Regions from separate parts of the Homo sapiens genome. Here region 1 is linked to region 2. Evidence: read pairs that join two places in POLR2A ChIA-PET (ENCODE). Cell type or tissue: A673. All regions are shown on one strand. Each heading gives the region's core, and the rest is flanking DNA. Links, peaks and the distances in the headings are about the cores only. Region 1 overlaps TMEM59L (transmembrane protein 59 like). Region 2 overlaps CRTC1 (CREB regulated transcription coactivator 1).

Region 1 (8,324 bases), core at 281-8,280, 110 kb before region 2:
GGTTCCATGTTCCATCTCCCAGGGTTCCATGTTCCATCTCCCAGGGTTCCATGGGTTCATCTCCTAAGGGTCATCTCCTAGGATCCATCTCCCAGGGTTCCATGGGTTCATCTTCTAGGGTCATCTCCTAGGGTCCATCTCCTAGAGTTCTTTGGTCTATCTCTCAGGGTTCCATGGTTCATCTCCTAGGATTCTGCAGTTCACCCCCAGGGTTGCATGGTTCATCTCCTAGGATCCATCTCCCAGGGTTCCATGGTCCCTGTCTCAGCATTCTGTGGTCCATCTCCCAGGGCTCTGATCTCCATTCCAGGACTCTATGCCCCAGGTCCTGACCTCCTCCCTCCTGGTCATGGTTATTGTGGCCTCTTAGCAAAGACCTGGTGGTCGCTGAGTGGCAGCTGATCTCTCAGACCCTGTAGGCCCCCTGGACAAGGTGAGGAAGGCCAAGATCCGAGTCAAGACCAGCAGCAAGGCCAAGGTGGAGTCTGAAGAGCCACAGGACAATGACTTCCTCAGTTGCATGTCCCGGTGGGTGGCAGGACCTTGGGGGTGGGAGGGGGGTGGGACTGGAGGTACGGGTCTCCCTGGTCCCGGCCTGGGCAGCTGAGTGGTGCCTGCCGGGCGGGGCAGGCGCTCGGGTCTGCCTCGCTGGATCCTGGCCTGCTGCCTCTTCCTCTCCGTGCTGGTGATGCTGTGGCTGAGCTGCTCCACCCTGGTGACCGCGCCTGGCCAGCACCTCAAGTTCCAGGTGGGTGGGATCTGTGAATGGCGCTGGGCCGAGGGAGGGGGTGAAGGCAGAGAGAGCTGTTTGCTGGTCCTGGATTTGGCCACCTGCTCCCATGGAGGCCAGGACCTCAGACATTTTTTTCTTTTTTCATGTATATACATATATATACATATACGTGTGTGTGTGTGTGTGTGTGTGTGTGTATATATATATATATAATATATATATATATATTTTTTTTGAGATGGAGTCTTGCTCTGTCACCTGGGCTGGAGTGCAATGGCACCATCTCGGCTCACTGCAACCTCCACCTCCTGGGTTCAAGCAATTCTCCTGCCTCAGCCTCCGAAGTAGCTGGGACTATGGGCGCGGGCCACCACACCCAGCTAATTTTTGTATTTTTAGTAGAGACGGTGTTTCACCATGTTGGCCAGGCTGGTCTTGAACTCCTGACCTCAGGTGATCCATCCGCCTCTGCCTCCCAAAGTGCTGGGATTACAGGCGTGACCCACCGCGCCCGGCCTATATATATATTTTTGAGACAGGATCTCACTCTTTCACCCAGGATGGAGTGCAGTGGCATGATCACAGCTCACTGCAGCCTCGGCCTCCCTGGCTCAAGCAATCCTCCTGCCTCAGCCTCCTGAGTAGCTGGGACCACAGTCACGTGCCACCATGCCCCGCTAATTTTTGTATTTTTTGTAGAGATGGGGACTATGTTGCCCAGGCTGGTCTTGAACTCCTGGGCTCAAGTGATCCACCTGCCTTGCCCTCCCAGAATACCGGGATTACAGGCATGAGCCACCTCACCCAGCCAGGACCTCACACTTGCTGCATGACTTGGGCCAGTTTCTTCACTGCCCTTTGAATTGGTGGGAAGAAAATCCACTCTTAGTTGGGGCGACATGAAGTCAGAGGTGGCCACACTTCTGTGGTGTTGGCCTCACCTCTATCATGCCCAGGTGTGTTGGTGACACCTCTGTGGTGCCCAGAGCCTGGGCAACATAGTGAAACCTTGTCACTACAAATCATTTAAAAATTAGCTAGATGTGGCTGGGCATGGTGGCCCATGCCTGTAATCCCAGCACTTTGGGAGGCCGAGGTGGGCGGATCACGAGGTCAAGAGATTGAGACCATCCTGGCTAACAAGGTGAAACCCCATCTCTACTAAAAATACAAAAAATTAGCTGGGCGTGGTGGCAGGTGCCTGTAGTCCCAGCTACTCGGGAGGCTGAGGCAGGAGAATGGCGTGAACCCAGGAGGAGGAGCTTGCAGTGAGCCGAGATCGCGCCACTGCACTCCAGCCTGGGTGACAGAGCGAGACTCCATCTCAAAAAAAAAAAAAAGAAAAAAAAAATTAGCTAGACGTGGAGGTGCATGTTTATGATCCCAGCTACTTAGGAAGCTGAGGTGGGAGGATCACTTGAGCCTGAGAGTTCGAAGCTGCAGTGAGCTGTGATGGCACCACTATACTCCAGCCTGGACAACAGAGAAGACCCCATCACACACACACACACACACACACACACACACACACACACACACACACAAAAGTCCAGGTGTGGTGGCTCACACCTGTAATTCCAGCACTTTGGGAGGCTGAGGTGGGCAGATCACTTCAGGAGTTCGAGACCAGCCTAGCCAACATAGTGAAACCCCATATCTACTAATAATACAAAAATTAGCTGGGCGTGGTGGCGTGCACCTGTAGTCCCAGCTACTTGGGAGGCTGAGAAAGGAGAATCGCTTGAACCTAGGAGGCGGAGGTTGCAGTGAGCTGAGATGGCGCCACTGCACTCCAGCCTGGGTGACAGAGAGAGACTCTCTCAAAAAAAGAAAAAAAATAAAACAATCAGAGGTGGGAAGGAGACAGTCAGGGTTGGGGGCTCGGCCTCTCCCCGTCCCTCCACTTCCCTCCTCCCCTCTCTTCCTGCAGCCTCTGACCCTGGAGCAGCACAAGGGCTTCATGATGGAGCCCGATTGGCCCCTGTACCCGCCGCCGTCCCACGCCTGTGAGGACAGCCTACCACCCTACAAGCTGAAGCTGGACCTGACCAAGCTGTAGGCCTCCACTGGCCCCATCACTGCCAACTGCAGGGGGCCCCTCGGGCCTCACTTGCCCTGAGCCCAGGAGTCCAAGGGCAGGGTGGGTCCAGCCTTGAGCCCCTCCACCCCCAAATCCTTCCTCTCCTCCCAGTCCCACCCCTTGCCCCACGGAGTCCTGGGGACGCAGTGCCCCAGCTGGGAAGAGGGCGGGATCGGGCACTGGTTCCTCCTTGTCCCCGCTTTCTTGGGGGCTTGCTACTTTTTGTCTTCTATTGTGTGGCTTTCTGAGTATTTGAACCCCAGTCCTGTGTCACCTTCCTTTTTCCTTCTATGTCCCCTCTCTGCGGGGGGGGCGCTGAGGCTGAGGGGGAGCTGCGTCTTGCTAGGGCTTCCCCCTTCTCCCCATCCCGGTCTCCAGAGACCCAGCTTCTGAGAGACAGGGTGTGGGCATCTCCATGCCCCTATAAAGCGTGCCTGGGGCTTGTCTGGGGCTGGGGAGGAATAAACCATGTATATAAAAGAGTTTCAGGCTGAGCCTGCTTCTGTTCGGTTGTCTGTCTGCCCTTGGGGTGTGGCCCACGCATGGCTATGACCCCTGCCGAGCAGGATCTTTCTGACATGGGAAAGCCCTGGAAACCCAGGTGGCACCAGGCACTGAAAGTAGCTGCCTCTCAGAAGGACACTCCCTCTGGTCTAACCCAGGTCACACTCCCAGCTACAGATGTCCCTGGAAAACTGACTCGAGGCCAGGCGCAGCAGCTCATGCCTGTAATCCCAGCACTTTAGGAGACTGAGGCAGGAGATTCACTGGAGCCCAGAAGTTCCAGACCGGCCTGGGGCAACATAGCAAGGCCCCATCTCTACAAAATACACACACACACACACACACACACACACACACACATATATATATATAATTAACTGGGTGTGGTGGCTTGAGCCTGTGGTCCCAGCTACTCGGGAGGCTGAGGTGGGAGGATTGCTTGAGGCGGGGAGGTGGAGGCTGCAGTGAGCTATGATTGCACCACTGAACTCCAGCCTGGGTGACAGAGCATGACTCTGTCTCAAAAAAAAAAAAAAAAAAAAGTGGCTTGTGCCACCCATCTGACTGGGGCAGTTCAGCGTCCCTTCCTGTGCCTGATGTCCCTGTTATGAAGGGACAAATTGCATCTTGAAGAGGACTTGATTTTGTAGCCACCTGGCTTCCGGTCTACTTTTTCTTTTTCTTTTTTGAGACAGAGTCTCGCTCTGTCGCCCAGGCTGGAGTGCAGTGGTGCGGTCTCAGCTCACTGCAAACTCCGCCTCCCAGGTTCCAGTGATTCTCTTGCCTCAGCCTCCAAGTAGGTGGGATTATAGGCGCGTGCCACCATGCGCGGCTACTTTTTGTATTTTCAGTAGAGACGCAGTTTCACCATGTTGGCCAGGCTGGTCTTGAACTCCTGACCTTAAATAATCTGCCCACCTCAGCCTCCCAAAGTGCTGGGATTACAGGCATGAGCCTCTGCACCCAGCCAGCTTTATTTATTTATTTTTTAAAAAATGAGATAGGCTCGGCCGGGCACAGTGGCTCATGCCTGTAATCCTAGCACTTTGGGAGGCCGAGGCGGGCAGATCACGAGGTCAGGAGATTGAGACCATTCTGGGTAACATGGTGAAACCCTGTCTCTACTAAAAATACAAAAAAAAATTAGCTGGGCATGGTGGTGGGCGCCTGTAGTCCCAGCTACTCAGGAGGCTAAGGCAGGAGAACGGCGTGAACCTGGGAGGCAAAGCTTGCAGTGAGCAGAGATCACGCCACTGCCCTGCAGCCTGGGCGACAGAGCGAGACTCTGTCTCAAAAACAAAACAAAACAAAACAAAAAATGAGACAGGGTCTTACGCTGTCACCGAGGCTGGAGTGCAGTGGTGTGATCACAGCTCACTGCAGCCTCCACCTCCCAGGCTCAAGCCATCCTCCCATCTCAGCCTCTTGACTGCAGGAAGGGAGCCACGCCCTTCCGTTCCTGTCTGTTCTGCAGACTCCTCCAGATTCTTCTTGTAACTCCGCTTTGAGATTCAGTTGACTTGAGTTGGTTTCTGTTGCTCGAAACCAGAGATTCCTGACTGATACAGGGCCTCATCCCCTGGGCAGAGCTCAGGATCAGGAGCATGATGGCCCCAGCCTACAGGCAATGGGGTGGAGAGTCCCAGGAATTCCAGGCTGATGGAGTGACAGTGGGTCTGCAGGTTGGGGCAGAAAATTAAATGATGCCTCCTGGGGCTGTGTGTAAGACTCTCCACCCTTCACTCTACCCTGGATCCTGGAAGGTTGATCCACTTGGACCCTCTTCTTTCCACTGGAGTCAGTCAGAGGGACCACTGGCAGGAGATGAGAGGAGGGAGGAGTCAAGGTCTTTCCTGGTGTCCTTCCCAGCATCCCCTGACTCAAGACCACAACTCGACCAAGCAGCCTCCCCTGGAGATCTTCAAGAGCTCTGGAGGGGCGGGGCGCAGTGACTCATGCCTGTAATCCCAGTACTTTAGGAGGCAGAGGAGGGTGGATCAACTGAAGTCAGGGGTTCAAGACCAGCCTGGCCAACGTGGCGAAATTCCCGTCTCTACAAAAATACAAAAATTAGCTAGGCATGGTGGCGCACTCCTATAATCCCAGCTACTCGGGAGGCTGAGGCAGGAGAATCACTTGAACCCTGGAGGCAGAGGTTGCAGTGAGCCAAGACTGCACCATTGCACTCCAGCCTGGACAACAAGGGCGAAACTCTGTCTCAAAAAAAAAAAAAAAAAAGAAAAAAAAGGGCCCCTTGGCCGGGTGTGGTGGCTCATGCCTGTAATCCCAGGACTTTGGAAGTCTGAGGCGGGAGGATCACTTGAGTGTAGGAGTTTGAGACAAATCTGGGGAATATAGCAAGATTCATCTCTACAAGAAATTTAAAAATTTAGCCAGACCTGGTGGTGGGCACCAGTAATCTCAGCTGCTGAGCTGAAGCTGAGGTGGAGGGATCACTTGAGCCCAGGAAGACAAGGCTGCAGTGAGCCATGATTGCACTAATGCACTCCAGCGTGGCTGAGAAGAGTGAGACCATTTCCAAAAAAATAAATAGATAAATCAAAATAAAAGGCTGGGCTCGGTGGCTCATGCTTGTAATCCCAGCAATTTGGGAGGGTGAGGCGGAAGGATTACTTGATGCCAGGAGCTTGAGACCAGCCTGGCCAACATGGTGAAACCCCGTTCCTACTAAAAATACAAAAAATTAGCTGGGCGTGGTGGCCCATGTCTGTAATCCCGGATATTTGGGAGGCTAAGGCATGAGAATCCTTCAACCTGGGAGGCGGAGGTTGGAGTGAGCCGAGATCATGCTACTACACTGCAGCCTGGGCGAAAGAGTGAGGCACTGTCTCAAATAATAGCAATAATAGCCCGGGCACGGTAGCTCCCACCTGTAATCCCAGCACTTTGGGAAGCTGAGGCGGGTGGATTGCCTGAGCTCAGGAGTTCACAACCAACCTGGGCAACATGGTGAAACCCTGTCTCTACTGAAATACAAAAAATTTGCCAGGCGTGGCAGTGTGTGCCTGTAGACCCAGCTACTTACTCAGGAGGCTGAGGCAGGAGAATTGCTTGAACCCAGGAGGCAAAGGTTGCAGTGAGCTGGGATCATGCACTGCACTCCTGCCTGGGAGACAGAGCAAGACTCTGTCTCAAATAAATAAATACAATAATAATAATTGTTCCTTTAGGCCAGGCAGGGTGGCTCACATCTGTAATCCCAGCTCTTCGATAGGCCCAGGTGGGAGGATCGCTTGAGCCCAGGAGTTCAATGTTACAGTGAGTTATGATCATGCCTAGGTGACAGAGTGGGACTGTGGTTCAAAAAATACATGTATAGCCCATTTATGTATGTATGTATGTATGTATGTATGTATGTATGTATGTATGTATGTATTTTGAGACGGAGTCTCGCTCTGTTGCCCAGGCTGGAGTGCAGTGGTACGATCTTGGCTCACTGCAACCTCCATCCCCTCGGTTCAAGTGATTCTTCGACCTCAGCCTACTGAGTAGCTGGGATTACAGGTGCATACCACCACGCCCGGCTAATTTTTGTATTTTTATTAGAGCCAGGCTTTCACCATGTTGGCCAGGCTGGTCTTGAACTCCTGACTTCAGGTAATCCGTTAGCCTCGGCCTCCCAACCACTTTATTTATTAATCTATTTTGAGACAGAGTCCCACTTTGTCGCTTAGGCTGGAGTGCAGTGGCGAGATCTGGGCTCACTGCAACGTCTACCTCCCAGGTTTAAGTGATTCTCCTGCCTCAGCCTCCCAAGTAGCTGGGATTACAGGTGCAAGCCACCATACCTGGCTAATTTTTGTATTTTTACTAGAGACGGGGTTTTGCCATGTTGGCCAGGCCGGTCTCGAACTCCTGACCTCAAGTGATCCGCCTGGTACCATGACCATCAGGATTCAACCCAGATGTAATATGGGCCCCAGGGAGTATCATTCTGGGCCCTGTGTGGGGTTTCAGGAAAACCTCTAGGAATGTTGCCCAGAAATAAGACATGGGCAGAGGTGAGAAGAGAATGACAGCCAGCCGTTCTCTTTGGTAGAACTTTCTTTGATGATAGAAACGTTATGTCTGCACTACTCCCAGCCACCTGGAAGTTACTGAGCACTTCCAACATGGCTAGTGTAACTGACAAATTGTGTTTCTTATTTTGTTTAGTTTGAGTTGATGTACATGTAAGATTTTTCCGGCTGGGCACGGTGGTTCACAGCTATAATCCCAGCACTTTGGGAGGCTGAGGCAGGAGGATCACTTGAGCCCAAGAGTTCAAGACCAGCCTGGGCAACATGGTGAGGCACCTGTCTTCTTTTTTTGAGACTGAGTCTCACACTGTCGCCCAGGCTGGTGGGCAGTGGCGCGATCTCAGCTCACACCAACCTTCGCTTCCCAGGTTCAAGCGATTCTCTTGCCTCAGCCTTCCGAGTAGCTGGGAGCTGGGATTACAGTCACTTGCCACCACGCCCAGCTAATTTTTGTATTGTTTTATTAGAGATGGGGTTCCGCCATGTTGACTAGGCTGGTCTTGAACTCCTGACATCCGGTGATCTGCCCACCTCGGCCTCCCAAAGTGCTGGGATTACAGCGTGAGCCACTGCACCCAGCTGAGGCACCCGTCTTTATTTAAAAAAAAAAAAGAAATTGACCAGTTGTGGGGGCATGTGCCTCTAGTCCCAGCTACTAAGGTGGCTGAGGTGGGAGGATTGCTTGAGACTAGGAGTTTGACACTAGCTCGGGCAACATAGCAAGACCCTTTCTCTAAAACAATTTTTTAGGCCAGATGCAGGCAACAAAGTGAAGCCCTGTCTCTACAAAAAATATACGTATATACAAAATTAGCCAGGTATTATGGCGGCTGCCTGTAGTCCCAGCTACTCCCAGATACTTGGAAGGTTAAGGAGGAAGGATTGCTTGAGCCTGGGGAGGTTGAGGCTGCAGTGAGCTGTGACTGCACCACCGCATACCAGCCTGGGTGACAGAGTAAGATCCTGT
Region 2 (8,324 bases), core at 306-8,305:
GCTTATTTGTTACAGCAGCCTCAGGAGACTGATATCATGCCCAAGAGTTGGGGATGGACCAAGGGGGACTCTGGGGTCAGGACAAGTGACCCCTCCCCTGGTGTCCTGGCCCTCCCGGTGAGGTTGCACAGAGGTTGGGAGAATGTCCCGTCCCGGCCCATCTCTGCCTCTCCACCCCCTTATGTTACTAGGTGAAGAATTGTACATTAGCCTCATTTGAAACTTTATTTCCAGGCCTCTTCAGCTTCAATCGCTGCCCAGGATGCATTGTGGGTAAGCAAAACCAGGACAATGGGCTTGGGCTTAAAAGTATCAGAGATCCCGATTTCATTCATTCCTGACACCAAGTCACTTGAAAAAGCAGTCGTAACATCACAGAGCAGCTCCGGGGAAGTTCTCCGTGCCTTATCCTCTTTTTTTAATTTTTTTGGAGATGGAGTTTCCCTCTTGTGGCCCAGGCTGGGGTGCAATAGTGCGATCTTGGCTCAGTAACCTCTGCCTCCTGGTTTCAAGTGACTCTCCCGCCTCAGCCTCCTGAGTAGCTGGGATTACAGGCATGTGCCACGACACCTAACTAATTTTGTATTTTTAGTAGAGACGGAGTTTCATCATGTTGGCCAGGCTGGTCTAGAACTCCTGACCTCAAGTGATCTGCCCACCTTGACTTCCCAAAGACCTCCCAAAGTTCTGGGATTACAGGTGTGAGCCACCTCACCTGGCCTTTTTTTTTTTTTTTGAGACAGAGTCTTGCTCTGTCGCCCAGGCTGGAGTGCAGTAGCACGATCTCAGCTCACTGCATCCTCTACCTCCCGAGTTCAAGTGATTCTCCTGCCTCAGCCTCCCAAGTACCTGGCATTACAGGTGCCTGCCATCATGTCTGGCTAATTCTTGTATTTTTAGTAGAGACAGGGTTCCACCATGTTGGCCAGGCTGGTCTCGAACTCCTGACCTCAGGTGATCCACCTCCCTTGGCCTCCCAAAGTGCTGGGATTACAGGCGTGAGCCACCGCACCTGCCCGCCTTGTTTTCTTTAGAAGTTGGTTCAGGCTGGCCGGGCGCGGTGGCTCACGCCTGTAATCCCAGCACTTTGGGAGGCCGAGGTGGGCGGATCACGAGGTCAGGAGATCGAGACCATCCTGGCTAACGTGGTAAAACCCTGTCTCTACTAAAAATACAAAAAAATTAGCCGGGCGTGGCGGCGGGCACCTGTAGTCCCAGCTACTCAGGGGGCTGAGGTGGGAGAATGGCGTGAACCCGAGAGGCGGAGCTTGCAGTGAGCTGAGATCGCGCCACTGCACTCTAGCCTGGGCAACAGAGCGAGACTCCGTCTCAAAAAAAAAAAAAGAAAAAAAAAAAGAAGTTGGTTCAGGCTGGGTGTGGTGGCTCATGTCTGTAATCCTAGCACTGTGGGAGGCCGAGTCAGGAGGATCATTGGAGCTCCGGAGTTTGAGACCAGCCTGGGCAACATAGGGAGACCGCGTCTCTACTAAAAATAAATTGGCTAAGCGTGTTGGCCTGCCGCTGTAGTCCCAGCTACTGGGGAAGTTGAGGTGACAGGATTGCTTGAGCCTGGAAGGTTGAGGCTGCAGTGAGCCATGATTACACCACTGCACTCCAGTCTGGGTGACACAGCAAGACCCCATCTTTAAAAGAATAATAATAATAATAATAAGTTGGTTCAGTTTCATTTGCTTGGAAGCCCCTTCAGTTCCCAGCCCCGCAGCCCTGTGGCCTCCCCCAGAGGTGGTGTCCACACTCCTTATCCTCGTTCTTGGCCCTGCTGGAGCCTGTGGCAGATTCCTGGGGTTGCCTGTGAAACCAGGAGCTGTGACTCCTGCCTGGGCCTCAGTGATTATGGTGGGGTCACGCACTGGGTGCCAGGGTCTGCCACACCCCACCCAGGGGCCACTGCCCAGCAGCAAGTGCACTTAGCCATGCAGCTCCCCACACAGATCGAGGTGGGATGGTGCTGGGTGCCAGCCATCCTGTGCTTATGTCCTGTCCAAGGCCGGCCGTGGCTTCTGATGGCTTACCCTGGGAAGGTGGCCTGCACCTTCAGCTGGCCCTGCTGGTGGCGTTGGTGGGGATGGGCTCTCCTGAGGGCCTCAGCAGCCCTTACGAGGTAAGGGCTTTTTGCCGTGTGTAGATCCCACGAAGCACATCACCAGCTCCTCACTCAGGGTCCCTCCTGCCTCCCCTGGATCTGCTGGGGCATGTCCCAGGCAGGGGGCGCCTGGTGAACACCGAGCCCCCCTGCTTCACACGCTACCTGGTGCAGCCCCTGGACTTTGGGGTGGAGTCGGGGTCACATTCACAGGGCCTTCCGGGTAGGCCTGTCTTCAGGATGGGCCCTTCTCCCAGTGTACTGGGGCCCCCCTACGCCCTACAGCCCTGCCGTGGAGTCACCGGCTGGGTGTTCGCCGCTCCTTGTGCTGTCCTGGTTTGGGCTTCATCTGCACCCTCCCCGTCCCTCTGCAGTGACTACCATGAGAGCTGGCCTGGCCTGGTCTCTGCTCCCTGTGTCCAGCCTCCACTCCCACCCCTGCAGTTCCTGCTGCCCGACCCGCTGCCTACCTCATCCTTCATCCCGGACGGTTCCTGTAACCACCCCTCCCAACTCCCTAGTCTCAGGATCCCTGCCCCCTCTGGGCCCTTATTGACCCTACTCTTCAGCCAGTGGTGTCCCCCTTGGTCCCCCTACTCCTGGGGACCAGCCCAGAAGCCACCAGTGGCCCCCCTGGCTGTCTCCTCCTGGTGTGCCCCGAGTCGTGGCCTTAGTTGAGTCCCATGTCCAGAGGGAGCTTGGAGAGGGAAGGGCTTGTCCCAGGCCCTCCACAGTTCCGGGGCTGAGTATCCTTCCCTCCCTCCCTCCTTCCCTCCTTCCCTCCTTCCCTTTTTTAAGAGACAGTGTCTCGCTGTCACCCAGGTTGGAGTGCAGTGAGTGGTACAATCTTGGCTCACAGCACCCTCCACCTCCTGGACTCAAACAGTACTGCCTCTGCCTCCCGTGTTGCTGGGACTACAGGTGTGTGCCAATGTGCTCAGCCTGGGCTAATTTTCTTAGGCTGCCATAGCAAAGCACCATGAATCAGGTGGCTTAAGACAATAGAAATGTCTTGTCTCTCATCTCTGAAGGCCAGAAGCCTAAGATCAAGGAGTCAGCGTGGCTGGTTCCTCCTGAGGCCATGAGGGAGAGCCAGTCTCAGGCCCCTTTCCAGCTCCTGGTGGCCCAGCGATCCTCGGCAGGCTCTTGACTTGTAGACGCGGCACCCCGATCTCTGCCTTTATTGCCGCTTGGCCCACTTTCCTCAGTGTCTCTGTCCTCCCCTCTCATGGGGGCACCAGTCATTGGATGCAGGGACCTCCTTAATTCCAGGATGATCTCATTTCAAGATCCCGCACTAATTACATCTGCAGAAACTCTCTCTTTTCAAATAAGGTCACGTTCCGAGGTTTTGGTGGACATGAGTTTCAGGGGAGCTGTGAGTCCATCTAACACAGGACCCGATTCATCCTGGGCTGCCTGGCCTTGAACTCTGGGCTGCTCCTGCTACCTTGTGCTGCCTCCAGCTGGACAGCAGGCCCCCCGCTAGCCCCCTTGCGTCCCCAGCCCGTGAACCCCACCGAGCAGGCACGTTGCTTATCTTCGGGAGACTCATTCCAGAAACACCGCCCACAGCTTCCTGCTCGTCACACCTCGGCTGCCTGGCTGCCCCGGGGGGTGGGGGGAAGGCACTGCTGGTCACCTTTGTACCACAGACACTTGGCCCTTTAGGGCTAGCGCACACTGGAGCCCGACCCAGGAACCCCCTCTCCTCACCCACCCTGCACCCCGGGGGCTCCTGCAGGGAGAGTCCTGGGCTCCGTGGGCTTCACCTGGGTTTGGCTGCCTGTGGTTGCCCCCTGATGACTTGGGATGTGGGGCGATTCTGGGCTGCCCAGTTTCAGATACACCTGTCTATGGACAGTTCCTGTAATTCCTGGGGGTGATGCTGGGCCCCCAGGGGCAGGGCATGTTGGCCTGCAGAAAGACACAGGCAGGCGGCTTATTTGTGAGCAGGTGCCACAGACTGAATTCTGTCTCCCACAAACTCACAAGTTGAAGCCTTCACCCCCAGCGAGGCTGTATTTGGAGGTGGGGCTGTTAGGAGGTAGTTAAGGTTAAATCAAGCCATAAAGGGGGGGTCCCGATCTCTAGGATTGGAGGCCTTGTAAGAAGAAGAAGAGAGATCTCTAAGCACACACAGCTGGGAGAGGCCATTCGAGGACTCAGAAGGTTGGCCCCCCAGGGCCAGGAAAGGCGCTGTACCTGGAACCTGGTCTGGGTACTGCTGGGCCCTGATCTTGGACTTCCAGCCTCCAGAAGGAAGGCATTCTGTCCAGAGGAAGACATTTCTGTCATTTAAGCTGCTTGGTCTTTGGTATTTTATCATGGCAGCCTGGGCTGCTAAGACAGAGGATTATTTTGGATGCAGGGATTGGGGGTCTGGCAGGGCTTCCTGGGGAGGTAGTGCTTGAACTGAGTCCCAGATGATGAATGGGAACTGTTGTGGAAGGTTCCAGACAAGGGCTTCGTGGGTGCAGAGCCCAGCAGCAAAAGGCAGAGGAGGGCCTTGAGTGCCACCAGTGGGGAGTTGGGGTTTGCCTCTGGGGGAAGGAAAAGAGAGCTTTAAACCTGGGGATACTCCAGAAGCCTTTCAGAATAACTACAGGAGGCCGGGTGTGGTGGCTCACACCTGTAATTCCAGCACTTTGGGAGGCCAGGCAGGAGGATCACTTGAGGCCAGGAGTTCAAGACCAGCCTGGGCAACATAGGAAGACCCCATCTCTGAAAATAAAAAACTTAGTTGAGCGTGGTGGCGGGCACCTATAGTCCCAACTACTCGGGAGGCTGAGGCAGGAGGATCATTTGAATCCAGAAGATGGAGGCTGCAGTGAGCTGTGTTCACTCCACTGCACTCCAGCCTGGGCAATAGGGCAAGACCTGTCTCTTAAAAAAAAAAAAAATGATGACAAGAGACAGCCCTCCCGGCTGGGGAAAGAGCCTGGATTGTAACTGAGGCCCCTCCTGTCTTCCCTTAGTGCCTCAATTTACCAGCTTGCAAAATAAGGGTACAGCTGTGTCTCCCTGCTCTTAGGACTGCTGCAAGGCCCCACACAGGGTGGGCGCTTGGCCAGCTGGCAGGGCTGGAGTCTCTTTTGTGGGGAGGGAGGCCCCTGTGAGCCAGCTGTGTGCGCTCAGCCCCCGAGGGACCCTTCACACGTCCCAGCCGCCACCTACAAGAGAAACAAAACGTGCTCACGGCAGACCCTCTGTTCAGCTGGGTCTGGAAATTTGGCAGCAGCAACCATGCCTGATAAAAGGCATTCCGAGGCAGGCCTGGTGTTTGTATATGTGGTTCTGTATTTACATGAGTGGAGGGAGCAAGGAGGCAGCAGGGGAGTGTCTCCAGGGCCCAGGAGACTCAGCCTGGAATCCACGTGCCCCTGATGCTCTCATCATCATTCCCTATCGCTTCCCAAGCTCGGCAGATGTTTACTGAGGAACTCTGGTGGACCAGCCATGCAGCGAGGGGTCAGCTCAGCTCTTCTCATCAGGTCCTCAGTAAACGTGGGGACCCACGGCATGGAGGGACTGAGGCAAAAACAAAGTTGACAGCCAGAATGAACTCAGAATGGGCCAAAGACCTAAATGCAAGAGCTAGAAGTGTAAAACTCCTGTAAGAAAACAGAGGGGCTGGCTGGGCGCGGTGGCTCCTGCCTGTAATCCCAGCACTTTGGGAGGCCAAGGATCACTTGAGGTCAAGAGTTCAAGACCAGCCTGGCCAACATGGTGAAACCCCATCTCTACTAAAAATACAAAAATTCGCCGGGCATGGTGGCGCGTGCCTGTAATCCCAGCTACTTGGGAGGCTGAGAATCACTTGACCCCGGCAGGTGGAGGTTGCAGTGAGTCAAGATCGCGCCACTCCACTGCAGCCTGGGTGACAAGAGTGAGACTCCGTCTCAAAAAAAAAAAGTCCAGAACAGATAAATCCACAGAGACAGGAAACGGATTAGTGGCTGCCAGGGGCTGGGGGAGGGGAATGGGGAGTGACTGCTGATGGGGATGGGGTTTCTTTATGGAGTGATTGAAATGTTCTAGAACCAGACAGAGGTGATGGTTGACAGTGTACTAAATGCCTCTGAATCATTCACTTTCAAACAAGATCATGGTAAATTTTTTATGTGGATTTTATTGCAGCTTTTTTGAAAGTATATTTTTCATGTAAAAGATTAAAAAAAAATAGAAAGAAACAGGCCACAGAGAGAAACCAATGGTGGGCCGGGCACAGTGGCTTACACCTGTCATCCCAGCACTTTGGGGGCCAAGGCAGGAGGATTGCTTGAGGCCAGCCTGGACAACATGGGGGACCCTGTCTCTACAGAAAGAAAAAAAAAAAAAAGGCCATGGTGGTGCACACCACTACTCCCAGCTACTTAGGAGGCTGAGATGGGAGGATTGTTTGAGCCCAGGAGGCTGCAGTGAGCCCTGATCGTGCCGCTGTACTCCAGCCTGGGCCACAGACAAAGACCCTGTCGCAAATAAAAGAAAGAAAGAAAACAGATGCGGGACGTCAGTCTCAGGCTGTGGCCTTGCTGCTCCAAGCTGTGTTCCCACACACACAGTTTCCAGAGGTGGGCAGTGGCAACACCCTGGGGAGGGTCCGTCAGGGCTGGCAGCTCCTGCTACACAGCAGGTGATCCCCTCAGTCACTAGCCTCTCCTGTTCCCCTGGGACCCAGTGCCTGGAGGTGGGCAGCAGCTCCCACATTCCCTGTGTACCCTGCGGCCATTACCCAGCCCCGGCCTCTGGGAGAATGAATCGGTCAGGGGATGCTGGGCATGCATCCCTTACCCCTATGGCGAGGCGTCCGGGCAGAAAATCCTCCCCCACAACACGCACAGGTGATGGCGACGGGCTTCTGAGCAAAATGCGTGAGATCTGGGGCTCTTTGCTGGGCCCTTGGAGGAGCACAGGAGGAGGCTTGAGGGTCAGACATGGGAAGTTCTATGTCCACAAGTCAGGGGCAGAAGGCTTTGCTGCAGCCTCCGACATCACTTGGAGCTTTGGGGGTACCTGTCAGAGACTTGGATGCCCCAGGGCTGGGCAGAGGCCTGAGGGCTCTTGTCCCTGTCTCCCTTCTCACACTGGCATCAGCCCCTCCTGGCATTGGGGATGCCATCCCTGCTGGTGCATCTGGTTAAAAGCTGGCCTGGAGGGTGTTCACCTCCTTTGTTCTGCTTGATCCAGGGCAGTGACAAGGGGACCCCCCGGGGAGCGGGGGATCCTGAGCATGGCACTGGATCGAGGCGCACGCCAGCTCCTGCAGGCCTCGTTTTGAAGCCGAGGTCTCAACTGCAGGGAGCAGATGGCGTGTCCCCTGGGAGTGCTGGGGTGGGGGCGGTGACAGGGCTGTGGGGCCGGCTCTGGGCAGCATGGGCAGGTGCGGCCTCACAGTAGAGGCCTGGAGCCCTTAGGGGAAGAGTCCTGCTCTGGCTGTTGATGGTAAGTGGCTCCAGAAGCTTCCGTTCCCTCGATGACCGTATTTCACCCCTGGTGGCCCATCTCAGACCCTATGAGCTCCCAGTCCTGGGCCTTGGCACCTGCTGTTCCTCCTCCCCTGCAAGGCTCCCCAGTGCTGTGTCTCTGCCAGTCCACGGCCGCACAGTGGCTCAGGCTGAAGCTCCCACAGTCACCACTTGCCTGGAGATCTAATGCTTGCTGCCCGCTCTGGGCTGTGGGCTCGTGTGAGCAGTGCCCATCTGGCTGGCTGGCTGCCATGTCCACTGAACCTAGAACCATGCCCAGTGCTGGGCAGACTCTTGCCTTGAGTCTGGCAGGGGAGGTGGGGACACTGCCGTGGTGGGGCGGGAGCTGGGCTGGCTGAGCGGGTGGGTGCCTGAGCCTTGGTTGGTTTTCAGCTGTTGACCCAGCTGGGCTTCACGCCAGCAGCAGGGGTTCCAGCCAGCGTGGACATGGGAGGATGAAGGCTCTTGCCCTGTGGGGGTGTCCTTCAAGTCGGCACACATCCCCGCCTGCGGCTGCTGGGACGCTTGGAGATCCCTCCAAGGCCCAGGCCTCCTGCCTTCATTCCAGGGTCCCTCTGCCTTCATCAGCCTTCCCAGAACTCCATCTTGGGAAGCCCCGAGTTATGGGGCTGCAGGGTCAAGGGGTGCGAATCCCCGGGGTCCTGGTCAGCTCCCAGGATCCAGGATCCAGGTACATCCTGTGCATTCGCTGGGCTGGAGAAAGTGTTCGCTCCCCACCTTCCTCTTGTAGG

Evidence for each region. ChIA-PET counts read pairs that join two places held together with the same protein. Peaks named below come from ENCODE experiments on the same cell type or tissue, not always from the same donor. Only the 100,000 strongest peaks of a DNase experiment are listed, where the experiment ranks them.
Region 1: POLR2A ChIA-PET joins it to region 2 with 7 read pairs; 3 of 35 experiments call an interaction of 5 or more read pairs at or near these places.

What each region holds. Positions count from the first base shown.
Region 1 is chr19:18,617,745-18,626,068 of GRCh38, forward strand. It overlaps TMEM59L (transmembrane protein 59 like), which reads left to right. Exons shown (of 8, transcript NM_012109.3): 6 at 411-528; 7 at 631-748; 8 at 2,664-3,295. The coding sequence ends at 2,792. Among named protein-coding and RNA genes, the nearest start is that of TMEM59L, 9.0 kb to the left of the region's middle. RefSeq lists an enhancer at 3,894-3,963. In A673, for the core only: no CTCF peak of the experiment used is centred there; no DNase peak of the experiment used is centred there.
Region 2 is chr19:18,728,095-18,736,418 of GRCh38, forward strand. All of the region lies in intron 1 of CRTC1 (CREB regulated transcription coactivator 1), which reads left to right. Among named protein-coding and RNA genes, the nearest start is that of CRTC1, 49 kb to the left of the region's middle. In A673, for the core only: a CTCF peak has its summit at 2,978; DNase peaks (open chromatin) are centred at 3,667, 5,377 and 6,057; H3K27ac peaks cover 4,860 bases.